Regions from separate parts of the Homo sapiens genome. Here regions 1, 2, 3, 4, 5 and 7 are each linked to region 6. A link is a loop called in an ENCODE intact Hi-C map of the cell type or tissue named here. Cell type or tissue: endothelial cell of umbilical vein. All regions are shown on one strand. Region 1 overlaps LEPR (leptin receptor). Region 2 has its middle 30 kb from the start of SGIP1. Region 3 holds the start of MIR3671 (microRNA 3671). Region 4 has its middle 100 kb from the start of PDE4B. Region 5 has its middle 73 kb from the start of DNAJC6-AS1. Region 6 overlaps PDE4B (phosphodiesterase 4B). Region 7 has its middle 75 kb from the start of PDE4B.

What was found. Hi-C counts contacts between places; a loop is a spot of excess contacts. Peaks named below come from ENCODE experiments on the same cell type or tissue, not always from the same donor. Only the 100,000 strongest peaks of a DNase experiment are listed, where the experiment ranks them.
Region 1: it touches region 6 in a loop (10-fold over the local background); 8 of 110 quality-filtered maps call a loop at or near these places.
Region 2: it touches region 6 in a loop (4-fold over the local background); 49 of 110 quality-filtered maps call a loop at or near these places.
Region 3: a loop joins it to region 6, with 8 times the contacts of the local background. A loop is called at or near these places in 9 of 110 quality-filtered maps.
Region 4: a loop joins it to region 6, with 5 times the contacts of the local background. A loop is called at or near these places in 3 of 110 quality-filtered maps.
Region 5: a loop joins it to region 6, with 23 times the contacts of the local background. A loop is called at or near these places in 10 of 110 quality-filtered maps.
Region 7: it touches region 6 in a loop (19-fold over the local background); 13 of 110 quality-filtered maps call a loop at or near these places.

The regions. Positions count from the first base shown.
Region 1 is chr1:65,428,822-65,432,821 of GRCh38, reverse strand. The region is part of intron 2 of LEPR (leptin receptor); the gene reads right to left. LEPROT (leptin receptor overlapping transcript) reads right to left here. Exons shown (of 4, transcript NM_017526.5): 3 at 2,774-2,960; 4 at 1-1,019. The coding sequence ends at 903. Among named protein-coding and RNA genes, the nearest start is that of LEPROT, 10 kb to the right of the region's middle. In endothelial cell of umbilical vein, a CTCF peak has its summit at 1,526 (motif pointing left); DNase peaks (open chromatin) are centred at 1,521 and 2,731; H3K27ac peaks cover 3,106 bases.
Region 2 is chr1:66,502,522-66,506,521 of GRCh38, reverse strand. No RefSeq gene overlaps it. Among named protein-coding and RNA genes, the nearest start is that of SGIP1, 30 kb to the left of the region's middle. In endothelial cell of umbilical vein, a CTCF peak has its summit at 2,451; DNase peaks (open chromatin) are centred at 191 and 2,471; H3K27ac peaks cover 928 bases.
Region 3 is chr1:65,057,654-65,061,653 of GRCh38, reverse strand. It overlaps MIR3671 (microRNA 3671), which reads left to right and starts at 3,812; the gene lies at 3,812-3,899. MIR101-1 (microRNA 101-1) reads left to right here and starts at 3,146; the gene lies at 3,146-3,220. It also overlaps a transcript of JAK1 not described here. In endothelial cell of umbilical vein, a CTCF peak has its summit at 1,573 (motif pointing left); a DNase peak (open chromatin) is centred at 1,533.
Region 4 is chr1:65,689,506-65,693,505 of GRCh38, reverse strand. No RefSeq gene overlaps it. Among named protein-coding and RNA genes, the nearest start is that of PDE4B, 100 kb to the left of the region's middle. In endothelial cell of umbilical vein, no CTCF peak of the experiment used is centred here; a DNase peak (open chromatin) is centred at 1,845.
Region 5 is chr1:65,234,416-65,238,415 of GRCh38, reverse strand. No RefSeq gene overlaps it. Among named protein-coding and RNA genes, the nearest start is that of DNAJC6-AS1, 73 kb to the left of the region's middle. In endothelial cell of umbilical vein, a CTCF peak has its summit at 2,348 (motif pointing left); a DNase peak (open chromatin) is centred at 2,335.
Region 6 is chr1:66,240,670-66,244,669 of GRCh38, reverse strand. All of the region lies in intron 3 of PDE4B (phosphodiesterase 4B), which reads right to left. Among named protein-coding and RNA genes, the nearest start is that of PDE4B-AS1, 190 kb to the right of the region's middle. In endothelial cell of umbilical vein, a CTCF peak has its summit at 1,818 (motif pointing right); a DNase peak (open chromatin) is centred at 1,799; H3K27ac peaks cover 713 bases.
Region 7 is chr1:65,716,005-65,720,004 of GRCh38, reverse strand. No RefSeq gene overlaps it. Among named protein-coding and RNA genes, the nearest start is that of PDE4B, 75 kb to the left of the region's middle. In endothelial cell of umbilical vein, no CTCF peak of the experiment used is centred here; no DNase peak of the experiment used is centred here; H3K27me3 peaks cover 182 bases.

The DNA.
Region 1 (4,000 bases), 810 kb after region 6:
ATGAGAACATTAGAAATTTACTCTCTTAGCAATATTGAAATATACATTCAATTATTCCTATATTTAGCATGCTGTGCAAGTGATCTTTAAAAAAAAATCACACTTATTCCTCCTAACTGAGGCTTTGTACCCTTTGACTGTCTCCCAATTCTGAGAACACTTTTCATAAATTTGAGGAACTGCCTAAATATTATAGGCTTGAACATCTGAACTTGTCCTCAGCATGAAAGCAGGTGAGACTTTTTTTTTTTTTTTAAACAAATGAGCAGGTAACACCCAGAGAGGTTAAGTGGTTTAGCCACTGGAAAGATAAGGAAGTTGGGTGTGATGTTTACTTCTCTATGATGATGCTTCTCAAACTTTCATGTGCATACAACTCCTTTGGATCTCATCAAAATGTCCTGGGTCCAGAGTGGGGCTTCAGATTCTGCATTTCTAATAAGGCTCTAGGAAATGTTGAGGCTCTTGGTCTGTGGGCCACACTTTTAATAGCATGGACTACAACACAAAGAGGGATCCACCCCGGCCTTCCTGGGTCATGAGAGGCCTGCTTCAGCGTTATCTGCCTCTCCAAGCACATCCCCAAGCAAAAGGTTTCGATGCACTGCATAAGGTGGCAGCTGCCTACAAGACTGCGTTAATATATTTTCTGAGAGCACCGTGACTACATGAACAGCCAAACAAGTAACATAATTTGAGTAACATAATCTAAATTTGACAGGTCTATTTGCTGAGAATAAAACTCATCTCCTACTTATGAAGTCTTTCTTAAAGTGAACATGATATATAAAGGTATTAAAAAACCCAGCATATTAAATTTCATAGTAAAATGCCGCATGTGCACATGTATACAGATAGTATGAGTTCTAAGAAATTCAATGCACTGTAATCAGAATAAAGTGCTACCACTGCTCCCAGCTAAAATCATCTCCTCTTCCAAATATAAGGAAAAACCCTTGAATTGTAAGGAAAATGACTGCATTGCCTGCCAACACAAGGCCGCAGGCTCCCCATTTGATCTGAAAGACAAGAAAAGAAGGATTAAATCCTTACTTCCTTCATATTGTACTCTTTGCAATCCCTATTATTTTCTGCATTAGAAACATCCAATGAAATGTTACACAAAGCTGCTAAAAGGCTTAATAATGTAACAGGAGACAATGAACTGTTCAGTAATGAGTCTAATTACTTCTGTGATGCTTGTTAATTAAGTCTGGTATCATCCTTAACATGTTCCCAATTAGACATATTTCTCTACTTGTTTTTAATTGACAATGATTGCCTTAAGTAAAACTCAAGTGGTAAGATTATAAATAGTGCAATTACAATATTGGGTACTGAAAGTTCTGCACACATCAACTTCTTTCATGGAAAATAAAAATTGTAGAGTTATAAATTTGTGTGTTTCTTTTCTAGGCAAGAAAAGACTTTAAATAATAGTCTTCATACAACTGAAAACTGCTTTCCAGCTTAGTAGATGGTTTGTAGATGGTTTTACAGAAGCACATTTGGGGGTGAGAGTACCCTCTAGTGGGCATTTTTTGTTTTACTTTAAGCAAGAGAAACATCAATGAAAGTTTCTTCACAAAATATGATGGCAGTATTGAAAGGAAAAAATATAAATATTTACTGCAGCGCTTAAGAAGGGCTGGTCTAAAGCACAAGAAAAATAAAGTCATGACAATCTTGTTGTATTCAAAAACCTTCAATCTTTCCCCATTATCTAGACAAAGATCAAACTGGCATGGGGTTCAAGACCATTGCTAATCAGGTTTCACAACCCTTCCAGCCTTAACCTCAACAACTTTCTTTTAGCTCTACCACACTGGATTCTTCTTTATTCTATATACTGCATTCTTACACTTGAATGTCATTCCATACAACAGCCATCCTACCTCAATACAAATGCTATTTATCCTTAGAGGCCCATATCAAATGCCAGTCGGAATTTCTCTCTTCTTGGTGCCCCTATGGCATTCTGATCATGCTTCAACCGTCTCACTTAGTACACTTATAGTATACTTACCCAGCAAGCTAGTTTCTGTGTTCCTCAGGAGCAGAGACAGTACCTATTTCTTATTTCTGGTGTTTTACAAGTAGCAGTTGTTGCAAAGATATTTATTGAATGAACAAGACTTGCGCTTATCTGATATTCAATGCCTCAAATAAGAGTTTCATAAAATTAAAATAGAACGTAATTGGAGGGAATAAAATCAAATAGTAGGAAAGACAGTGAATAGCAAATAATTGAATAAATTATACCTACAATGTGTACTCTGAAGACAAAAAGAAAGTTTTTGTCTTGGAAGTGAAGATGTCAACTTATTCACTGCATTTTCTGGAAGCTACACAGTTGTCCCTCAACATATACCTATTATACTGAGTTGAGAGTTGAGTCCATGATCCCATTTGCAGGAGAAGAATTTGAAATATCTTCATCTTGCAACTAGAAAAGTACTGCTAGCATAGTATCTGTGGATTACTGTAAGATTTAAGAGGCAGGAATTTAAGAACAATTCCAGAGAATAGCTTAAAGTAGAAAAAGTAAGAAATCATATCGTCTGGCTAAAAGTTGTAAGAGAAATAAAGAAAGCACTCTGAAGGCATGGCCGAACTACTGTTAGGCAGGTCTAAAGTAGAGGAACAGAGAAACTAAAAACACACGGCCTTGAGTATAAAGCCTAAGTAATGAGCATGAAATGGAGGTCCCAGACACAGGCCTCTGAAGTAAACTCAGCAACGGTTGGGCAAAACAATAGAAAATAAAACTTACCACAGCCACACGAGCAAGAATAACAGGAAATCCAAAGGCAGAAACAACAATTCCAGTAGTGAAGAAATATGCCAGTTCCCGACAGGCACTACTGGTTGCATCTGAGTCATAGGTGACTCTTTTGGCAATGAAATGGGGGATGGGGGAGATGGCGTGGAAAATCAGGACGAATAAGGGCCAGTAAACGCTGTCAGTTGGACCCAGGCAAAATCCAAAAAGAAAAGTAACAGTTACATTTTAAATGAAAGACATACTACTATTTCAAAATCATTGCTATTTTAAATGTTTAGGTCAAAAAATTAATTAATTGTGAATATTAGAACATAAGATGATTTCTACCAGGGATAGATAAGTAGTGATAATTTTAAAATTACTATGTAGGTAGCTTATATTGTGTTAAGAAGCCACTATATAATATATACCCTAGAAACTTTACTGTTTTCTGTACCACTGAGCCACAATTTCTTTAAAGACAGAATTTTAACTTGGTCATTTCTGCCTTCCCTATAGAACATAGTAGAGTGTCTTGCAAAAGCTAGTTCGGTAAAGATCTTTTGAGTGCACGCATGCTTGAAACCTTTTAAGAGCTTAGAATAAACCCTAAATTCCTTGCCCTAGCCTACAAAGCCTTTATGGTCTGGTATTATCTACTTCTTCCATTCATTTTGTACTCTTTTCCCTTCATTTGCTTAATCTGTAGCCACACCAGCCTTTTTTCTGTCCCTTGAACACTCTTGAGCTCATAGCTGTTATCCTGGGGCCTTTGCGCTAGCTGTGCCCCCTGCTTGCAATGTCCTTCCCCATGATCTTCTCATTGGCTGACTCCTTCATACCATGTGATCTAAACTGACAGATTCCTTTCTAAAAGCAGAACTTTCCCTGGTCATCTATTCTAATGTACCCCAGGTCACCCTCGAACATACCACCCTCTTTGAACTTTCTGCACAACACTTATTCCCATCTGATAGATTAGTCTTGATCAAACGCCATTTATCTCCAGGGCCTAGAATGATGTACTCCATTTATACTTGTTAAATGAATAAAATAATAAATAAATTTTAAGTACGGAAGGCATGAAAATAAATATGCTCACTAGTGAAAAGCTTAGATGTACTTTGATCTTCATTATAAGAGCTCACAATTAATAGTGTAATGCAAAAACAAAACAAAACTGTTTTCCTCCCAAATTTCAACATTTTGCAATTATAAAAAAAAAATTGCCATCTG
Region 2 (4,000 bases), 260 kb before region 6:
TATTGCAGTAGAGTTTAATTAATGCAAAGCCAGCCAAGTGGTAGAATAGGAGTTTATTATTACTCAAATCAGCCTCTTCGAGAACTCAGAGGCTAGGGCTTTTATGGGCAATTTGGAGCTAGAGGATGGGTGCTGCTGATTGGTTGGTGATGAAATCATAGGAATGTGGAAAACGGATGGTCCTCATGCGCTGAGTCCACCTCTGGGTGGGAAACACAGGACCAGCTGAGTCATGAGTCACTGGTCTCAGTCGGGTGAGTTGCCAGAATGCAAAAGTCTGAAAAATATCTCAAAAGACCAATCTTAAGTTTTACAATAGTGATGTTATCTATAGGAGAAATTGGCAAAGTCACAAATCTTGTGACTTCTGGCCATATGATTCCTGAGCATTAAGAGATTATAGAAAAACAAGCTAGGGACAATGGCTGGTTATTGTTTAGCTACACCTACATTTTAGCAGAATTCAGGCCCCTCCCGTAATTCTAATCATTGTTCTTTCATGCCAAAAATTCAGACAAAGGTGGTTTCCATTCCTGAACAGGAGGGGATCAGTTTTAGTAAGGGACTATTATCAATCATCCTTACATTAAAGTTAAACTATAAACTAAATTCCTCCCATGGTTAGCTTGGCCTACACCCAGGAATGAGTGAGGACAGCCAGCCTGTGGGGCTAGAAGCCAGCCTGTGGAGTCAGCTGTGCTAGACTTCTTTCACTGTCATAATCTTTGCAAAGGTTGTTTTAAGTTTGCTCTGTTGCCCTGGCTGAAGTGCAGCATCATGGTCATAGCTCACTGCAGCCTCAAACTCCTAGGCTCAAGCAATCTTTCCGTTGCAGCTTCCCAAGTAGCTGGGAATACAGGCACATGCCACCACACGCAGCTGAAAGTTTCAAATTTTCTACCTTAAAAATTGAAATAGGCTGGGCGAGGTGGCTCACGCCTGTAATCCCAGCACTTCCGGAGGCTGAGGCGGGCAGATCCCTTGAAGTCAGGAGTTCAAGACCAGCCTGGTCAACATGGTGAAACCCCATCTCTACTAAAAATACAAAAATTAGCCAGGCGTGGTGATGGGTGCCTATAATCCCAGCTACTTGGGAGGCTGAGGCAGGAGATTCACTTGAACCGCGGAGGTTGCAGTGAGCCAAGATTGCATCATTGCACTCCAGCCTGAGCAACAGAGCAAGACTCCGTCTCTAAAACAAACAAACAAAAAACCACAAACAACAACAACAATAACAACAAAAAAATGGAAACTTCTGAATATTTGACATGAGGCTTTTGATGTGTTTTTGTTTGTTTGTTTTTGTTTTCATGGTTAGCCTGTTTCTCTTAAAAGCAAAGTTGAGAGAAGGAAAAATACCCACATACTGTATTCTCTTTTCAGTTAGACTTTAGGTTTACCAAGTTTTACCCCACTGCCCCACCACTTCACAATTAATTATGCACATTGAGAAATTGTAACTTATATCAAATTATGTTCTAAATATATTGTTTGTTTCATGGAAGTAAAGATTAATAGCCTAAAAGGGGCTTTAAAGATTATATGTTCAACCCTCTCAATTTATAAGAGAATGGAAGCTCAAGGAGTTAAAGGAACGTGGCCAAGTTCATGCAGCCACACTGCATGGCAGAACTTAAATTCAGATTCTTTTTTTAACTCCCCCAAATTATATTTAAAGACCATAATTAGTTTAGGATTTTTGGAAATACTTTTATCATAAAAAATTGCAAAGGCAGAAGCTTACAGAGTTGAATATATTATATGTATGCCTACCACCCAGCTTTATTGAATTTTAATATGTATTTAGATTTGGAAATAAAATATTATAGGTAGAGTCGAAGCTCTTCTCCCATGTTCTCCTCCAAAATTCTCATCACTTCTGCCTTTCCTCAGAGGTAACGATCTGAAAAATTTGATGTGTTTCAGGAATTCCTTTAGGAACACTTTTAAAAGGAAATAAATTCTAAAAGTAATTACATTTACAGAGAGTTTTTATTCTTACTAAACTCAGTAAACCTTTAATGTTAATAAGAGAATGCAAATAAAGTTTGTTTACAGAAAGAAAAAAAAAACACCCAGTGGAAGGAAACTGACTGTCCGGATATGTCTTCCAGCAAAACACCAAACTGAAACTAAGTTTTACTGACTAAAGATCATACATAAGAGATCTTTTGGTTTAATAATAAGAACCAAATCCTGTTTCTCTATGAGTGAAAATGGAGAGAGATGCTTTATGGGCATGCAACCATGGAGTAACAAAACACCCTATAGCTCAAGGGGTCCTTTGCTTGGCTTAATGCTCTGTTATTGCTGTCTCAAAATTCTAGATACTTTTTAAACAAAGGGCACCATATTTTTATTCTGCCCTGAGCCTTGCCAATTATGTTGCTGGTTCTGGTTCCCAAGGCAAGTGGCAGCTAGCTACCGTCTAAGGACTCTTGAGGTGACAATGGCTGTCAAATCCACTTTGTCCTCAGGAGGGTGCTGTTCCACCTTTAATACTCAGTCCTAGTCTTAGATGCAGACTTTTTGCCTTCATTTCCCAATGTGCAGCTAAATATAAAATCAGGAATGTGTAAGTAGGATTTTAAAGTCTGAGCTACTCCAAAAGAGAAATAGACATGGAAATACAAATAGATATGAATTTGTTATCTATTTGTTGAGCTTTGACCTTGTGCCGGGTGCATGGTAAATTCTGTGTTTCTTTAATTTGTATAACACCTTATGATACAGATGTGATCATTCCCATTTTACAGATAAACTGAGAAACAGGCAGTTTAAGTATCTTCCAAAGAGTAAATAGCTAGTAAAAGGAAGAATTAGAATTTTAGCCCAGTTCTCTCTGCCTTCAGAGATCATAAGTGGAAGTTTTGTTTGTTTTTGTTTTTAATCTAGAAAGGATAATTCTAGAAACAGCCAAGTAACAATTTTTTTTCAATTTTTTTCAAATGTCATTCTCATAAAATGAGAAAGATTTTCCATGGTGCATCATGCAATTTTTGAACCCACCTTACTAATTAGATGCAAGGTCCTGTATTATTGTCCTGTTCCAATAATCATGTATCTCAAGGTTTATTTGTCCAGTGGAAAAGTTAACTATTTATTGTTATGTTAAAATGCGACCCAGTATACCTAGTACCCATACAGAAAACACATTTCCTTGCAGGAGTTTATATTATTACAGTATAAGTTGGTCTCTACTATAAAATGAAGCAATGGTAAGTACCACATTGAATATGATATTTCCTCATAGAGTTTAAAGAGCAAATCAATATCAGATTAAGAAAATTCCCTTTGTTTCTCAGTTTATCATCATAAATGGGGGTTACATTCTATTGAGTGCGTTTCCCACATCTACTGAGATTTTCATACTTTTTTCTCCTTTCTTAAGAACATAAGGTGTCCAATTACATTACTTGGCTTTTTAACATTTTAAATCTTGAATAGCTGATATAAATTCCACACAGATATTACATATTCATTTTGTTATACATTACTGAATTTGGTTTGCCAAACTTCTCTATTGTATCTTTGTTGTCTATTCAATCCATTTTTGATTTTATTTTTATAATAAATACCCTTTCTTCTACTTTCCTTGGGTTTATTCTCTTGTTTTCATTCTAACTTCTTAAGGTGAATGCATGGCTCATGTATTTTAAGCCTTCCTTCTTTTTATTTCCCAGTATTACCATTTACAGTACACAATTCCTTTAAATACAGCTTTGGCTGGACCCCACCAGTGTTTTAGTTTTTACATTCAGTATTTTGTTTTCCATTATGAGTTCTTACTTGATCCATGAGTTGTTTACAAGTGTATGCTGGAATAAAAAAAAGATTAAAAATAAAATAATCTGTAATGCAATCTGTGAAATTTTCATAGCCTTTAATTCTCTATCTTTAGCTTTGTCTAATATTCTATTCTGCCTGTCCACCGAGTTCTAATTTTAGTTATTATATTTCTCATTTCTAAAAGTTTTGTTTCCTTTTCACATCTTCTTGG
Region 3 (4,000 bases), 1.2 Mb after region 6:
GTATCACTGAATTAGATGATAATTTTCAAATTGGAAAACAAATCACACTAGTTAAAAGACCAGTGGATTTAAATACACTAAACTATAGTTTAAAAGTATTTTCAAATATTCTGCTTGGCCAACAACTTACGGTGCCTTCAGTTATTTAATATATAATCAGATATTCAAAGGTTTAAAACAATATTTTCATCTTAGTTTATAAATATGAGGGATGTAGCATGTTTTTTGTGCTTTTATTTGTACTCCACATTGATTGATCGCTTGAGAAAAGGTCTTTGTCACCCAGGCTGGAGTGTAGTGGTGCAGTCATGGCAGCCTCAGCCTTTCATGTTCAAGCAATCCTCCCACCTCAGCCTCCAAAGTAGCTGGGACTACTGGCCCTGCTCATACTATTTTTTGTAGAGACAGGCTTCCACTATGTTGCCCAGGCTGGTCTTGAACTCCTGGATTCCAGCAATCCTCCTGCCTCAGCCTCCTAAGGCGCTGAGATTACAGGTGTGAGCCACCATGCCTGGCCTTGTACTCCACGTTATTTTAAAAGTTCTTTGGTGTGCCAGTTTTCTATAAGTGCCTGGTTTTGTAGATAATATTTGGTATATGCGTTATGAAGAAATTGTTCCTAGTTGTATCATTTTTAACATAGAAGAAGTAGTTTAAAATCAGTTTGGGTCCTGGAAGAAAGCATTTTACATCACTGTTTTCTCTCTTCCTTAGTATGCAGTTATTTTTTCTTACTGTAGCATGAGTACCTGTAGTCACTTGTTTATAAATTTAGACAGTTCAGTTCTTAGACGAAACATGTTGAAGAAGAAATATTTCTGATGGATTTAAATTTTCAAAAATGCACGTTTATAAACATTTTCAAGAAAAAGCAAGACACATTTTTGAAACATTTATTTTAAAAATACCATTTTGAAAACCCATATTTTTCTTCCTTGAAACTGCTTTAGAATCTGAGAGAATATTAATTTAAGTAACCATTCACAGAATAATGACAATTTGCTGCTTGTTATTAGGGATGCTTGGCTTCTTTTTTTTTCTAATTTAGGTAAAAAAATGAAATGAGAGAAAAATAAGGAGAAAAAGGAAGTATCTTTTACTTTACCAAAAATGTTTAGTTGTTGCATGGGTTTTGGTGATGGCTAGTAGAGTGAATTTCAACTTTGCAGTACACTTCCTTCGTCTTTATACTTCATATTTAGACATTGAATCACACTAATATTTTGGTGAAGAACAGTCTAATAACTACAAATATGTCAGGATTATTTATTTGTCTCCATACTTACCCAACCTTCAGTGTTTCAGGGTAAGTATTCAGTTTTCCAAAGCTGACAGAATTGTGGTCAAGAAATATTAGTTGATAATCTTATCCTTTTTCGTGGAACAGCTATCTAAAATTTTACTCTAAAATAATCACAGTATCTTTGTTCACGTAGCAGATGTTTATAATTCGGGTAAAAATGTGCAACTATTTCCAAGAACCTTAGGTTATGGGATCCAACTGTGATTTTTTTTTTTTCTTTAATCTTCGTTGCCCTCTCGTGTTTCAACTCTGTATTACAGTTGGCTAAGACCTAGATGATGACCTCCTTAATTTTTAGATATTTTTGCATTTTAGGCAATGTTGTTTTTAATTTGTGTGTAGGTGGATTGTTTCATTGGATGTTGCTTTTCTGAAGATAAGGTCATTTTCATAGTACGTAAAGTTAATAGTTGAGTTAGATTCACTGTACTTTTATTTTCTGACTTCTGCTGATCTAAAGAATTGATTCATCTACCTGACTTATTTGAAGTACAGTGCTAATATCTAATATGCATATAATGAGTCTTTGAAATTGAGCAAATGCCTAATGAAAACATAATTATTTTTCAAATATCTGTCAAGTTCCACTCATATTGAAATAACTTGAAACCTTATGACATGGAAAAAACCCAAGTGAATCATGGTTTTAATAAGTTGATATTCTGATGCCTGAATTCCAATTTCAGAATCTTTTGTACTTTTTATTAAAAGGAAGAATCATCCCTAAAATGACTTCAGAGTACGTCTCAAAGGTACAGATAATTTAAAAGCAAGTGATGTGTATATGTTATTATTACTTTTTAAAAAGGTATTCTGAAGGTTGTCAGTATCACCATAGGTATAGAATTGACATAAACTATAGTGAAAAATATCAATGTTACTAATTTGAGTACATTCTTAGCACTCAGAGCAAGAGGAATGAAAGTCATTTTTGCTAATGTGCATTTTTCTTCTTAATTATAAAGCCCCACTAGCTTCTGCTTCATGATCTCAGTTACTGAGAAAACTAAAACAAAAAGTAAATGTTTTTAGAAATCCTTTTGTTTGTGTAAACTGAATATCCAGTTGATGGAGTTGGACAGCTAGGGTAGGGTAGAGAAAACAAAGCACTGTGTTCACTCATTTGACATGGTTCTGGACATGGGTTCGCCATAACTTAGCAATATATGATCTCTGGCAAATCACCTAAGTTTTTTTTTTTTTTTTCTGCCTATAAAATGGGGTAATAATATCTAATCTATTTCCAGAATCCTTTTTTGATGAATTAATGAATAATTCATTGCCAGCCCCATAGCGTCTTGTGAAAACCAAATGAGAAAACATATAGAGCAGTTTTGAATGTTTGGCAGATATGAAGTATTATTGTCATGTTTGGTTATGAGCACTTTGAAGACAGGAATCATGTCTTAGTTATCTTTATTTCCTGAACATCTAGAAGAGGGCTTTAGAACGTAGTAGTTCCTCGGTATATATATGAAAAATCAATGATTGAGGTCAGGGAGGCACAGTCAGTGAATCCATGCATGGAAGAGATAAGCTGTGAAATATGCTGGAAGCTTACTGCATATTTGATGTATTAGAGTGAAAACCTAATCATGCAGTTGTTCATCCTCATTAATATGGATAAGTCATGTGTTCATCTTTCATTCTAATTTAATTCAACTGGGCCTTTTAATATTTCAGCCTCACCACTTGCTGGGCTCTGATCCTTCTTTTTCTTCTGCCTCCTCACGTCTCCAACCAGAAGGTGATCTTTTAGTCCTTCACTTCATGGGGAGCCTTCAGAGAGAGTAATGCAGCCACCAGAAAGGATGCCGTTGACCGACACAGTGACTGACAGGCTGCCCTGGCTCAGTTATCACAGTGCTGATGCTGTCTATTCTAAAGGTACAGTACTGTGATAACTGAAGGATGGCAGCCATCTTACCTTCCATCAGAGGAGCCTCACCGTACCCAGGAAGAAAGAAGGTGAAAGAGGAATGTGAAACAGGTGGCTGGGACCCAGAAACCCTCTTACCCTGCACCTCTGTCATACTTCTCCCGGGGCATAGGGAGAGTTATTCTGCTTCTCTTTGCCTTGTTTTGTAACATGGGGTAGTTGTTGGTGCAGCCATGTTGTGCTGAGTGAACATATATTAAGATCTTTGGAACCTTTAGGAGACTGAAAATAGGTAAGTATGAATTAGTATTTCTGGAATGGTATTCAGAGAACTTCGTACCATTTTTATAAATGTGAAAGGTAACCTAATTAGAACAGCTTGGCACTTGTCAGTACACTACTAGATTTCAAAATCAGATTCTACTTACAGGGAGAAAAAAAAAGCCCAATATGTTGAACAGTATTGAAATTGTTGCATAAATAAAAGTCCATCATTGTAGACCAGCTTACTGAAGTGAAGAAAGAAAAAAAGTATATCTTTGTCTTGAAGGAGTAGATAGTGACATGTCATGTTTCTTTCAGGATATTTAGGATCTGGCCTAATTCAAAAGAATATTTACTGAATGCCTATGTTATTGCTGCTGCTGTCACATTTACATGAAAATAAAATGTAAATTATTTTATTTCTATCAAATAAGGACTAGTCTGCAGTGATATCTGGCACATATCGATTTCAGGAATACGAAGCTGTAAACACCAAGCCAGCATCACGTGCATGAAAGACTAGGAAATTTTTTTTTTGTTGCCCACACGGGAGT
Region 4 (4,000 bases), 550 kb after region 6:
CTCACCTTTCTTTCCTGGGGAACTTTGCTGCCAGGGAATATATCAGCTAAGACTGTCAATTCATCGAAGTGTTAATGACCACAAAACTCAAAAAGGAAGAGGTCAAATATGTTCCCTTTGTTCCCAAGAAACTTAAAGACTTCTATTGACTTCTTCGCTGGAGATAAGTCATGTGCTTTCCAAGAGGTAGCCACAGCCAAGTTTCAAATAAACCCTATTATGCCTTCCTTCAATGGGTACAATCTTGACTGACATTTACATAAGTAAGAGAGACAAGTGACCCCTCCCAGAGCAATCTCTGTTCCTAACGGTGCCTTCCATCTGTACCCCTGGAGATATTAGAACTGGAAACCTTTAAATGGCGTCTTTTCTTGCATAAAATAAAGAGCCCTCAGCTAGAAGCATCCCGTTACAAGATCACCAAGGTATGATAAGCCATGCTATAGAGTGTATTTCATTCCAAGAGGAGAATCAGAACTGAACAGTTTTAAGTAGAGGAGAGACTTTGATTAGATTTTTATTTGGGGGAAAATAACTGCTGTGTGGAAGTTGATGTTTAGAACAGCATCATTGGAAGGTAAGATGCCTTTGAGGAAGCTGTTGGAAATTATAGTGGGCCAGACTAGAGTTGTGACAGTAATGATAGAAATACGTAAATTGAATGAAGAGATTTAATCTAGTGGACTTATTTGTATATGGGACATGAGGGAGAAGCAGGGGTCAACACGGACACCCAGCTTTTCAAGTTCGACAAGGATGAATGCTAGAGTTAGCCACTTACACTAGGAACACAGAGGGAGAGAAGGGTTGGTGGGAAACACAGATGATTATCAACTTTTTGGGATGCCTTGGGTATGATGCAGATCTGGATTGAAACCGGGTCTCCCTCCATCACAGTCCAGGCCCTCTAATGCAACATAGGGAGCACTCCCATGGAGATGTCCAGAGGACAGCTGGATGAATGGGCCTGGGACTGAGGAGAACTGTCTGGCTGAGACATGAATCTGTGCATCATCAGAAAATGGATAACACCTAAAGCTATGGAAACGGAGGAGCTCTTCCAGGGAAATTGCGTAGATTGGAGAAATAAAAAGGCATGTATCTGGCCCCAGGAAACACCAGAATAAAGGCGGATGAGTCTCCATAGGAGGCTAAGAAAGAGTAGCCTGAGAGGTATGGAGACCATGAGAGTCTTACTTCAGAGAAACCAAGATGACATAAGATTTAAAGGAAGAAAGCGTTGTCAACAGAGTCAAATGCTGCCAAATGAAGAAATAAGAACTGCAGCAAGGAGCCACTTTTCAGTTTAAATGCCTTCAAAGACTCGTGTTTCTTTATTGAGCAATATTCATGAGCATGATATCTGGGTCAGAGTTCACTCAGGGATACAGAACACATTATGTTTGTTAAAGAGAAGGCATTTGGTGCAAGGAATGGGTCACACGAGTGCTGGAAGGCTGGAAGAACAAGAGGGCCCACTGCAATGGCCTAGAGAACAAGAACTGCAGGAAGCAACTGCAACTCCTAGGAGTGAGGAATCCAAAAGGGAGAGATGGTGTTTCCAGAATGAAGAGCTGGGGAGAAGTTCCAGGGGCCTGGAGCTCAGACTTCTTGGAGGAAGCTCTGGAAAGCTGGTGCTCAGACCACTGAGGAAGAAGAATCCAGCCAGGGCTTGGATTACGAAGGGATTTTAAAGCCCATCTGGTGAAGGACAATAGCATGGCCTGTTCACTGACTGCCAAAGAAGGGCGACCCAGCTGCTGCTGGCAACTTAGGGACATGGAGAGGCTGGAGCCAACTGTCTGTGGCTCTAGAGAAACAAGGACAGGAATAGAAAAACAGGAAGTCCATTTCCCCCTTCTCTCACTTCTCAGCCACTTTCTAGTGCCTCACATTGGCAAAACCTAAGGAAAGCAGCTAGCAAAGGAGTTCAGGAAATGCGATTTGCAAAGTCCCAGGCCCAGTTGCCGAGAGATAACAGATTTTTAAGTGCCAGCATGTAAGACCCTATCCAATCTGCCCCATAAAACAAAGTAGCTTGAGCCATGAAATTCAGCATTACTATCCACCAGACATAAAAACATGAGCAAGTTACATGCATCTAAGCTGCTATTTCCTCTCCTATGAAACAAGAATTCAATAGTACATGTCTTCTATTGCACAACATACTCGATCCTGAAAAATCTCACATTCTACAAAATCACACTAAAAATAAAGGACTAAAGGGAAAAAAATGAAATTGAGCATATCTCTCAAAAGCTGTGAAACTTTGCAACCAGACAGAAAAACAATAGCTGGAATCTCTGGAGATAACTTGGACGATCCAGGCAGGCTGCTCAGCACAGTTGAAGGCTGCTCAGCACAGTTGAAGGCTGCTCAGCACAGTTGAAGGCTGCTCAGCACAGTTGAAGGCTGCTTCAGGGGCTATCAAAAAAGCTCAGAGTTATAGAGAGGAGATGGTATCATGTAGGCACTAAGAAAATGCAGATAGAAGTGGAGCTCTGAACCAGAGGGGCTGCAGTGAATGTAGACAGAGGGGGACATGGACCTGCCGAGAGCCAGGATCTTGCGTAAAGCTGGCTTCTCTAGAGAGGGAGCCCCATGGCAGACTCTCATTTTTAGTTTTCTTAAAATAGAGCAGTAAGGGCCCTGAGTCTAAGCCACAGTTGAGCTGAGGGCTTTCTTATTTCCTGCTGAACGTTCTGATTTTATTCCTGCTTTTCTAATTCCCCTAGCCTTGCGGGGTGGGGTGGGGAGACTATCTGAACCAACCCAACTTCATTATACTGAAATCATTCCCTTATTTTCCAATCAAGTATAAGCTAACTGTTGTTACAGAAGCATACATTGTAGCAGAACAAACCTTACCCATATTAGTGTTTCCTGAGAAGTAAACATGAAAACCCATGAAAAGTGCTAAGCAGAATACAAGGAAGAAATTTATGTTTGTGCTGTTGTTCTTATGCCCCCTGCATCTTCTTCCACTGCTTCCTCACATGCAGCCTAAACTATGTGAAGTAGCACCTGGCATGTATTCTTGCAATTTCATGCAACTGCTTGGTTGCCTCTCCTAAAATGTCTACCAGTCTCCTAGCCTCGATTTCTACCCTCAAGGTGTCTGGTTAATTCCTATTCCTTCTCTGCCTTAGCCTAAAGAAGCCTCTGACCCTCTCTGTCCTAGACTCCTAGAGAGCCTTCGTCATCCCTCTACAGCACTTACACCACTGCTGACTGTGTCTCCAACAGGAGGTGGGGCTACTGGAGCGCAAGCACTGCATCCGATTCTCATGTCTATAGCCTCAGTGTCAACTACAGTGCCTGGAACCACCAAGTTTGGCTGTTGACAACGTTATCCCACAGGGAATAGTCAATGATAACCTGGGATTAGACTGCAGAAGGGTTTATACACCTACTTTTAGAATTCAAGTATTATTTGGTCAATACCAGAGAACTCGCAAATGTTTTTAAAAAGGCAGTCAAAACTGGCCCTCGGATGAATGAATGCAGCATCTCTAGGTCAGATGGACTGGATGAGGGCAGACTGGGGGTGTGAAACCTCAGAAGGCTCATGCTGTGAGCAGAGCAGAGGTGATGGGGGTAAAACAGGGAGCCCATAGAGGGAAGGAGGGGAGAAGGGAGGGCCTCAGATGGAAGCTTCAGAACTTGGCAATTGATAAGATGGGGAGAAGACTCCACAGCAACTCTCATATTTTATGCTTAGGATTCTGGAAGAATATTCACCCTCTTTCAAAATGGGAATAGGGGAAGAAAAAGCTTATTGGGAGTGAGAACTTGAGCGTGATTTTGCTCATCTGGTATTTCACTTGGTAAGGTAGAGACCCAAGTTTTAGTCCCTCTCAGCCCAAGTTAAGCTGTTGGTTAGTAAGTCTTTTTGTTTGTTTGTTTTGTTTTTTGTGATAGAGTCTCGCTCTGTCACCCAGGCTGGAGTATAGTGGTGCGAGCTCGGCTCACTGCAACCTTCGCCTCCTAAGTTGAAGCA
Region 5 (4,000 bases), 1.0 Mb after region 6:
GTATTTAGAAAAGTTTTTATTTGCTATTAATATGCTATATAATGCTGCCACAACTTTTTCTTTACTTAGTTTTCTACTAGTTGGTTTGTCAACTTTAAATGATACTGATATGGTTTGGCTGTGTTCCCACCCAAATCTCATCTTACAGTTCCCATAATCCCCACGTGTCATGGGAAGGACCCTGTGGAAGATAATTTAATCACCGGGGCGGTTACCCTCATGCTGTTCTCTTGATAGTGAGTTCTCGTGTGATCTGATGGTTTTATAGGGGGCTTTTCCCCATTTTTGCTGGGCACTTCTTACTACCGCCATGTGAAGAAGAACATGTTTGCATCCCCTTCTGTCATTATTGTAAGTGTTCTAAGGCCTCCCCAGCCATGCTGAACTGCGAGTCAATTAAACCTCTTCCCTTTATAAATTACCCAGTCCCAAGTATGTCTTTATTAACAGTGTGACAATGGACTAATATAGATACCCTCCAGTTTCTACCTATTACATATATGGCAATCAAGTAGCTTATTCTGCTCTCCTCTGTCTCCCTCTGTTCTTCTATATTTTTATTACTTTAGTTCTGTTATTTCTACTTTTGGACATAGAACATTTACATATTATCCTCACGCCTTTGTCTCTGCCTTCATTTTAGTCTCTTCAATTAAATAAAGGACATGTTCACCACAGTTACCTGCTGTATTTTCTCCAGTTATCTCTTGGTTTAATGAGGCTTGTTATCTAGTGTTAACAGATTCCTAATAAGGGCCAGGCACAGTGGCTCATGCCTGTAATCCCAGCACTTTGGGAAGCCGAGGTGGGCGGATCACTTGAGGTCAGAAGCTCAAGACCAGCCTGGCTAACATGGTGAAACCCCATCTCTACTAAAAAGAAATACAAAATTAGCTGGGTGTGGTGCCGTGCACCTGTAGTCCCAGCTACTCAGGAGACTGAGGCAGGAGAATCTCTTGAACCCAGGAGGTGGAGGTTGCAGTGAACTGAGATCATGCCATTGCACTCCAGCCTGGGCAACAGAGTGAGACTCCGTCTCATAAGAAAAGAAAAAAAAGATTCCTAGTAAGGAATATTAAAATATACAGGCATGGTGGCTCATTCTTGTAATCCCAATACTTTGAGATGTCAAGGTGGAAGGATTGCTTGAGGCCAGGAGTTCAAGACCAGCCTGGGCAACATAGTGAGATCCCATCTCTCCAAAAAATTAAAAATTAAAATTAAAATTAAAAATTAGCCAGGTATGGTGCCACACACCTACAGTCCCAGCTACTCTGGAGGCTGAGGCACTTGGGCCCAGGAATTTGAGGCTGTAGTGAGCTATGATCACGCCACTGCACTCCAGCCTGGAGGACAATATGAGACAAAGAAAAGAAAGGAAGGAAGAAAAGAAAAGAAAGGAAAGGAAGAAAGGAAAGAGAGAAGAAAATATAACTTGAATTTGCATTTTAAAACTATTTATCAATCTTGATAACTGAAGATCAGCTTAACTGGATATAAAAATCCATGGTTCACACTTTCTGTCCTTGAGAGCACTGCTCCATTGTTGTTTTGATCTGTGTATTGAATCACGTGGTCTTTTTGCTTGGAGGTTTAGAGGTATTTTCCCGGGCATACAAGAAAATATCTTACACTTGACCACTTGGGGTTAATTTTCACACAAAGCATCCTTTCAGTAAATAGATTCAGGATTTTTCAACTTAATCTTTTGGTAAGCTTTATTGGATCATAGCTTTGAATCTTAGTCTCAATTCACTGCTTTTTCTTCTTTAGAAAATTCAATTATAGGTGTGTTAGATCTTCTTTGTCTTCTATAGCTATTCTTTTCTTTTGGGGCTTTTCATTTTGTTTCAATTCTCTTGGAAATTTTCATTCCAATTTTTCATGTGTCCTTTGTGTACTTTTTTGAATTTGCACCTTCTTGCATACCTTATAATTTAGCTCTAATTTTTAGGATTAGTGTGTTCCTTCATTTTCTTTTCTGTACTCAGTCAACTCTTGTTTCACAAATCCTCGTTTTGTACCCACTTCTATTTTGCATTTGTGAGTTTCTGTTTTGTGTGTTTTCTACATGTCATTGATACTATTTGATTTATGTTGAAGTGTCGTGCTGTGGTTTTCTCCGCCTTGAAGTTGGGTCTTGAATATTTTCATCAGCTGAAGAATTTTGATTCTCATTTTCTTTTCTTTAAAAAATAATTTTGGATGTTCATTTTCAAGACTGCTGGATTTTCTGTTCATTTTCAAAACTGTTGGATTTTCTTGGGCCAGGTGTTTCTGCAAATGAGGCTGAAGGATTTGAGTAGTTTACTAGGTTTCTTAGCTCAAGAGTGCCCTCTTCAGTAGATACAGTAAAATGCAATTTCCTTAATGAACAGCATTTTTCTCTTTTCTCTTTTTTTTTTTTTTTCTTCTCTGCATGGAGTGGAGAGTGTTAGGGGGAGTTTAATATGTCATCATTTTTATGAAACTCTTCTTTCTGTAGGATTCTTAATTTCCAACTTTTTCTTCCCTCTTCATCACCAAATTTCCAAGAGATACCTTTTCTTACTTAGTTCCTCTTTTCTCTCCCAGAAGCAGTACCCTCTGAAGACTTAAATGTTTGGGCCCATGCACTTTCAAGCCCCTTCAATTCCCCAGTAGCAAGTGCTGTAATGCAGTGTGGCTATTCTTAGTATTTCTCCACTTAGTGTGAGACTCTCTGGGATCCGACTGCATTATGTTTTTCTCAAATAATTCCTGTTTTTCTCTTCTTTCTACCTGAGCTTAATAGCTGGGACTATGATTTACCCTCTTAAATAAAATGAGAGTTTCTATTAAATTTCCTAATATGTAGTAGATATGAGTTGTAATTTTATTTGCTGTCCTTGTTGAGCTGTATGTATGTATGTATGTGTGTGTGTATATATGTATTTATTTATTTATGAATGACAGGGTCTTGCTCTGCTGCCCAGGCTGGAGTGCAGCAGCATGATCTTGGCTCACTGCAGCCTGGAACTACCGGGCACAAGCAATACTCCTGTCTCAGCCTCCCAAAGTGCTGGGATTACAGGAGTGAGCCACCATGCCCAGCCTGTATGGTTTTTTGAAGATGTGTAGAAAGATTCAGATCTAGGCATCTGTCATTATCTTCTAAGAATCCTTACTATCTAGCCTCAACTTATAAATACAATATCTATAAATTTTTAGGTAAGACTTTCATGTGTATCCTAAATAATTCACCTCTTTTAAATTATCTTTATACTGAGGAAACATAACAAAGTTTTTTTAACAAAGATAAAATATAAAAGATGGTTCACCCAGGTCTCTAAGCAATTTTAGTCTGCCTCCCTTCTCCTTGACCCTGTTGGACTAATAGAAGTCTTTCATATTGTGGTGGGTGTATATGATCAATGTACCCAGAATAGTCAGGATGTCATGGTGTTCAATATGTCCAGAGTAGCCTGTCTGAGATGGTCAGTGCCCCCAGGATGGTTGACATAGTCAGTGGATCTGGAGGGGTCAGTGTATGTGAGCCACTACTTTGAAGAGAGTGGCTGGTCTGTCCTGACTGATCTAGTTATGGACTATTCATTTTTGTATTTCTGAGTCCTCCTTGTCAGGAAATGGCATCCCTCTCTCAGGTTATATGGCACTAGATTGGCAGGGATGCAAAGTGTCAACTACTAATGGGGTATGAGACATAATTTCTTCATGGGAGGCCTTCTAGACTTTTTAAAGGGACTGACCCCAGGATCCTGGCAGGAGAAAAACTGGCCACAGGAAAGACTCAGCACTGCTTAGCTCCTAGTCACTTTCAAATAGTAGAGCTCCCTGTCTCCAACTCCTTGTGGTCCTGAGCAAGGCAAAAGGTGCCTTGATTGTGGTCCCTCTGGTAGAGAGAGAGAGAGAGAGAGAGAGAGAATCACTGGATATACTTACACATATTCACTGGCTGAAATTAATATGGGAAAACATCACATCAGTTGAATTACGGAGCAGGGGAGAAACTCAAGTGATT
Region 6 (4,000 bases):
AACCAACACAGATGTACAACTTTGGAACAAACATGAATCACCAACCAGACACCAGCCCCAGTCACAGCAAAATTAGCGGGCAGACATCACAATACGTCCCACAGATCCAGGGAGTGAGGAGGGGTGTGGGCAAAGGGAAGGCTGAGGACAGGCTTAATAAGCAAAATGAATATACCACACAAACTGAAATACAATTAGGAAGAAAATGGAATCTACAGTAGCAGAAACAAACACATAAATAGGGCCATTATTTGTTTAGGGTAATTTTTGCCTCTGCCTTCATCAGGACACATATTTCACCTTTAGGCTGCTTTATATTTTAAAAAAATCATTATAAAAGAAATATAAGAATATTATATAAAACGTAGACAATAGAGAAAAGAACAACATCATTACTAGCAGTTTATTTTTTTCTCTTCTGAATATTTTTTCTCCTGCAGGTTTGGATCTTGATTTTTTTCACAAGTATTTGTTATGTGCTACAGTTTTCAGAATTAGCATTTTCCATGAGCTGCTTCATTCAGTTGCTGTATCACAATTTTCTCAAGCATTTTCTCTACTTTCACTCTTCATATTTGCAATTCTGAATAATGTTGCAGTTGATAACTTTGAGCTTGTAGCTACTTCAACATTTAAATGAGGTCACACAGAAGTTTCAGATAGATTAAGACAGGAAGTTACTCACAAGTTTCTGAATATTTGATTGTGACTTATACCTGCCTGGAAGGGGTTGCCCATATATACACGGCATTGAAAGTGGCCTTTTCCCTGGGTCCAAAGACCCTGCCAAGCCCTGCTCTCTGATCTTCAAGATTATTTATGTTGCCTGCTCACTTGGATCTGCCTTCTTCTCCCTGCCTCTGCCAATATCCCTGGACTGAATCAATTGCTCATCTGAGACCTAATGTTTTAACAGCCTTCTCTTGCATTGTATCTAGTGTTCTCAGCTCTTCCAGGCAGTGATGGTGGGTGATGGGCTGTATGAGAAGTGGTGCTTCCCATAACTGGAATGTCTTTCCCATTACAGTCTCCATTGAGCTAGTATCTTCAAAATTCAGTTCATGCCATCTCCCAGAGTATGCGCTCTCTGACACTGCAGTCCAGTTTGATTTTGACACATGCTCCTCCTCTGTGCTCTCCTAGATTCCTTTACCATAGTACTTTATCACAGTACTTGCAATTCTGTTTTAATTCTCTATTTATTTACTGCTCCCCAATACATTGTTATCTCCAAGCCAGAAGGGACTCAGTATTACTAAGTATTACTCATTCTTGTATCCCAGGCACCTGGGTCAGAGCCTTGTAAACAGTAGGTCTTCAAAAAATGTGGACAGAACCAACTAAAATATACTATAACTTACTGCGAAATGTTTCTCCAATCCCTCCCCTCTTTCTGCTTCCCTATACCCACCTCAGACCCCACTGCCTTGTGTTTCTGCTGTTTCCTTTAAATGAATCTACAGAGATGTGTCATTAATTTATTTGTTCGGCCTTGTGAGACAGTGATCTAAATAAAATAAGATACATTTTTTAGAAAGCACTGCTATGTTCTCCCTGAGCAAAACAAATCTGCATAGAAATATCACTGGCTTAGCTGTTTGAGATGGTCACATCTTTACACAAACTCGCAGGAGGAGAAAAGCCTTCTTATACCAGCTTGTGTCTGCCATCTTCTCATCTCTTCATTTTTCAATATGAGCAGGAACGTTCTCTGGCCCACAGTTATTCTCCTGGTGGTTTCTATTCCTGGGGAATCCTTGCAAAGCCAGCCCTGAGCTGGTGACACGTGAGCCAGCAGATGGCAGCAGACTGCCACACTGTCCTTAGGCTGCAGGCCCCAGCCTCCAAGCCCAGCAGGTGGGGCTGCTGGCAATTTTGGAGGGAGAAACATAACTGAAGCCTTATTCATAAGCCTGGGAGGAAAAATCAGGGATAAAGAAAAGAGCCACAAGGTGTACCATGAAACCTTTGATTAACCTAAGAGAAGCTCTACTTCCTAGAATTCAAGTTAAGCCAGGTGGTCGCAGAATTGCCTGCAATTGTCCCCAGGGTGGTTGTTTCCTGATCCCCAATTACTTGCACAAACTCCAATTTCTGTAACAAAGACTCATGAAGCAACATCCTAGGAATAATTCATTTCTGAACCAGAGGAGATTTTTCTTTCGCAACTTAGTCATTCTCTAGGTGAACCTCTTTGGCTTATTCTAACAAATAACCCGCTAGAAAGACTGCAAACTCCACAAAAGAGATTCAAATCCACAGGTCCGCAGAATGGTTCACTGCCTTTTGGGAGAGAGCTCTTGCTGTCTCAATTTTGCTTTTCTTTCTTAGAAATTACTCACTGAGTCTCTTTTATATCATTGAATTATAACAACTCTGGCAGGCTAATTCTTTTTGCCTCATTTCAAAGAAGAGAAAATGGAGGATCCAAAATGTGAAGCTTCATTTGAAAAATGTGAAGCTTCATTTGAAAACTGCTAAGGTGTGACCTCTTTTCATTACACCTTACAATCTGTGCCCTGACCCCTCAGATGTCCCCTTAGACTCCTTGATTCCAGAACCGGCCATGCTAGACTATACTCTTGTGTTTACTTATCTCTCTCACTCCACCAGATGGTGACCTCCTTGAAGCAGGAATGAAGCCTTCATTTAGTTTTGTAGTCCCAGGGCCTAGAGCTGAGTATCACACCAAAAGGCACATAACAAATATTTGTTAAATGAATGCAAAGATCTTATAGTTTTTTCTCGCATCTGACAAAAAGCCAGTTTCATTTGGATTAAAACCTCTGGCAGGTGATGACCTCAGTGGAGCTCTTAAAGGGAGTCACTAGGTTCTTCTTTCCGCATTCTCCCTTCAGTATCCCAGGAACTCCGTCCTAGGAGTTTTTGCTTACAGAAAATGTTTCTATAATAAGGTGTATGTTTCTGTATAGAGTGTGTGTGTTGTGGGGGTAGGCATAGTCATGAAAAAATGCTGTGTTTCTTAAAATTTCTATTGGAAAATATTCTCCTCGGTTGTACTCAGAAACTAACTGTATCGGGAGGCTGAGGCAGGAGAATCACTTGCATCTGGAAGGCGGAGATTGCAGTGAGACAAGATGCGCCACTGCACTCCCAGCTGAGCAACAGAGTGAGACTCAGTCTCACAAAAAGAAAAAAAAAGAAAAAGAAATGAATGTCTTCAAATGCTTGTCTATCATTTTAATAAAAACAAATAAATATTTATCCATTTACTTAAGTGATTATATTGGCTATCACTTCAAATGTACTATCTGATCCCTATAGACAGAGAAGTTTAACAGGCACATGTGTTTTTACCCACAATGACAATGACCCATCTTTCTATAATTAGTCACTGCAGGCTGCAGCCAGTCCTAATTTCTAATGAAGGACTAAGCTGTGAAAAACACAGCCAGCCTAATATAGAGCCCACGACCTAGACGAAGGCAGGCAGAACTCCTCTGGCCACAGCTACAGCAGAATATTACAGTTATGCCATAAGAATTCAGTTCCAAAGTCTATGACTTCCCTTCCACAGACTAGGAAGACGAACTCTGATGTTCAGCTCATCTGAAGTCTAGAAGCAGCTTCCATTGCTTTCTCTTCTTCCAGGGCCTTTGAAAATTACATTCATGGCAGTAATCCAAAACTGCTTTCTCCACAGAAAGGCTCAACCAGAGGTAGCACAGGAATGCTGAAGAGCTCTGAGATTCTAGGGATCCGGCTTCTACTTCCAGCTCTGTGGGGGAACTAACTGAAATGAAACAGGGGCTCCCTGTATCCTGCCCCCCACACCTCAGTCTTTTCCCACAGAAATGAAGTTGTGAGGTAGATCCCTGAGGTACAAGATTAGACAACTTGCAGACATTTTGGAGATAGAAAAAATGTTGGTTATCAAGTGTGGTTTTATGTTAATGGTGATGAGCATTCATTTACTCAACAAATATTTAGCAAGCACCCACTATGAAACAAGGCACTGTTCTCCGCCTGAGAATACAGC
Region 7 (4,000 bases), 520 kb after region 6:
TAATATCTTGAGATTAGAAGACATACATTCATACAGATAACAAAGTCAGGATATTCACCCAGTTCTTTTTGATTAATGGTGTATTGATGAGCAAGATGGTGGGGTAGAAGGCTCCACCAATCAACCCCCCAACCCCCTGCCACAAGGACACCTATCTACACACAAGAAGCACCTTCATAAGAACCAAAAATCAGGTGAACACTCTTAGTACCTGGTTTTAACTTCATATCGCTGAAAGAGTCACTGAAGAGGTGGGAAAAACCTTCTCGAATCACCAACAATGCCCCTGCTCTATCCCCTGGCAGCAGCAGCCTGGTGCAGACAGTGTTTCTTCGTGCTGGGGAAAGGGATATTTATTGCAGCATCAGTGAGGCAATGTACTCAGTGCTGCCCTATTAAAACAGAAAACAAAACCAGACAAAAGTCAGCGGATGCCCGCCCATGGAGAGAGCAATTAAATCAGCCATAGCAAGAGGGGAATCACCAATCCCAGTGGTGCAAACTTCAGTTCCCATAAGCCTAGCCATCACAGGTTAACATGCTTTGGGGCCCTACATAAACTTGAAAGGCAGTCTAGGCCACAAGGACTGGAACTTCCAGGCAAGTCCTAGTGCTGAACTGGGCCCAGAGACAGTGGACTGATGGGGCATGCAACCTACTGAGACACCAGCCAGGGGCAGCTAAGGGAGTGTGGGTATCACCTCTCCCCTAAACCCAGGCTGCTCAGCTCCAAAAGAGACCCCTTCCTTCTGCTTGAGGAGAGGAGAGGTAAGAGTGAGGAGGACTTTTTCTTGCATCTTAGATACCAGCTTAGCCACAGCAGGATAGGGCATCAGTCAGCATCATGAGGCTCTTATTCGAGGCCCTAGCTCCTGGATGACATTCCTAGACATACCCTGGGCCAGAAGAAAACCTGCTGCCTTGAAGAGAAGCACTCAGTTCTGGCAGTATTCCTCCTCTGCTAACTGAAGAGCCCTTGAGCCCTGAATAACCAGCAGTGATACCCAGGTACTATGTTAAAGGCCATGAGTGAGCCTATAAGACTTGCTGGCTTCAGGTGAGACTCAGCATATTACCAGCTGTGGTGGCTATGGGGAAAAACTCCTTCCACTTGAGAAGAGCAGAAGAAAAAGCAAAGGATATTGCTTTTTCTATTTATTCAAATATCATTTGTCTTGCACCTTAGGTACCAACACTGCCACAGGGGTGTAGAACATCAAGCAGGCTCTTGGGGTCCTAGATTGCAGGACTTGACTCTTGGATGGTATTTCTGGACTTGCCCTGAGTCAGATGGGAGCCCACTGCCCTGAAGGGTGAGTCCAAGGCCAGGTAGCATTCACCACAAGCTGACTAAAGAGCCCTTGGGCCTTAAGGGAACAACATTATTAGTCTGGCAGTATTCCCTGTGGGCTAGACATGGTGGTGACCATGGGGTGAGGCTCCTCTGTCTTTGGAAAGGGGAGGGAAGAGTAGGAAGGACTGTGTCTTGTGGTTTGAGTTCCAGCTTAGCTGCAGTATAAGAAAACACCAGGCAGACTTCTAAGGTTTTTTACTCTAGTTGCTGGCTTCCAGATAGCACTTCTGGTCCTGCCCAGGGCCAGCAGGAATTCACTACCCTGAAGGGAAGGACACAAGCCTTGCTGGCTTTGCCACCTGCTGACTGTAGAGCCCCATGGCCTTTACGAATTAATTATAGACTGTAGCCAGGAAGTTACAGCAGGCCTTAGGTGAGACCCGGTGCTGTGCTGGCTTCAGGTGTGACCTAGTACGGCCCTAGTCATCATGGCCACAGGGGTGCTTGTGTCACACCACCCACAGCTCCAAGTGGCTCAGAACAGAGAAAAAGATTCCATTCACTTGGGAGAGAGTAAGGGAAGAGAACAAGAGTCTCTGCCTGGTAATCCAGAGAATTCTTCTGGATCTTGCCCAAGACCATCAAGGTAGTACCTTTATGAGTCTGCAAGAACCCCAGCATTACTGGGCTTGGGATGCCCCCTAGAGTGGATACAGCTTAGATCATAACATGCAAATTCTTTCAAATATCTGGAATGCCTACCCAATAAGGACAGCTAAAACAAGCCCAGACTGAGAAGACTACAATAAATACCTAACTTTTCAATGCCTAGACACCAAAGAACATCTATAAACATCAACACCATCCAGGAAAACATTACCTCACCAAATGAACTAAATAAGGCACCAAGGACCAAACCTGGAGAAACAGAGATATGTGACCTTTGAGACAGATAATTCAAAACAGCTGTATTGAGAAACTCAAAGAAATTCAAGATAACACAGAGAAGGAATTCAGAATTTTATCAGTTAATTTAACAAAGAGATTGAAATAACTAAAAAGAATTAAGCAGAAATTCTGATGCTGAAAAATGCAATTGGCATACTGAAGAATGCATAAGAGTCTTTTAATATCAGAATTGATCAATCAGAAGACAGAATTGCTGAGTTTGAAGACAGGCTATTTGAAAATACACAGCCAGAGTAGACAAAAGAAAAAAATAATGAAAACCAATGAGACATCCCTACAGGATCTAAAAAATAACCTCGAAAAGGAAAATCTAAGAGTTATTGGCTTTAAAGAGGATGCAGAGTAAGAGATAGAGGTAGAAAGTTTATTCAAAGGGATAATAATGATAGCTTCCCAAACTTAGAGAAAGATATCAATATCTGAGTACAAGAAGGTTATAGAACACCAAGCCAATTTAATCCAAAGAGTACTACCTCAAGGTATTTAATAATCAAACTCCCACAGGTCAAGGATAAATAAAAAAATTCTAAAAGCAACAAGACAGAAATAAATAATATACAATGGAGCTTCAATACATCTGGCAGCAGACTTTTCAGTGGGAACCTTACAGGCCAGGAGAGTGGCATGACATATTTAAAGTGCTGAAGGAAAAAAATCTTTTCCCCTAGAATAGTATATCCAGCAAAAATATCCTTCAAACATGAAGGAGAAATAAAGACTTTCCCAGACAATAAGCCTTTCCCAAACTGAAAGCCTTTCTTCTAAGATCTGGAAAATGATAAGGATGCCCACTTTCACAACTTTATTCAGCAAATACTAGAAGTCCTAACTAGAGAAATCAGATGAGAGAAATAAATAAAGGGCATCCAAATTGGAAAGGAAGAAGTCAAATTATCCTTGTTTTCAGATTATATGATCTTATATTTGGAAAAACCTAAAGACTCCACCAAAAAACTATTAGAACTAATAGACAAATTCAGTAAAGTTACAGGATACGAAATCAACATACAAAAATCGGTACCATTTTTATATGCCAACAGTGAAGAATCTGAAAAAGAAATCAAAAAGTAATCCTATTTACAATAGCCACAAATAAATTTAAATACCTAGGAAAGAACTTAACCAAAGAAGTGAAAGATCTCTATAATGAAAACATAAAACATTGATGAAAGAAATTGAAGGTGACACCAAAAAATGAAAAGATATTTCATTTGTATGGATTGGAAAAATCAATATTGTTAAAATGTTCATACTACTCAAAGCAATCTACAGATTCAATGCAATCCCTATCAAAATACCAATGACATTCTTCACAGAAATAGAAAAAAAAAACTCTAAAATTTATATGGAACCAGAAAAGACCCAGAATAGCCAAAGCTATCCTATACAAAACAACAAAACTGGTGGAATCACATTACCTGCCTTCAAATTATAGTACAGAGCTAAGTCACCAAAGCAGCATGGTACTGGCATAAAAACAGACACATGGATAAATGGAACAGAATAGAGAACCCAGAAACAAATCCACACACCCACAGTGAATTCATTTTTGACAAAAGTGCCAAGAACATACACTGGGTAGAAGACAGTCTCTTCAATAAATGATGCTGGGAAAACTGGATATCCACAGGCAGAAGAATGAAACTAGACCCTTATCCTTCTCTGTATACAAGAATCAAATCAAAATGGACTAAAGACTTAACTCTAAGAACTCAAATTATGAAACTACTACAAGAA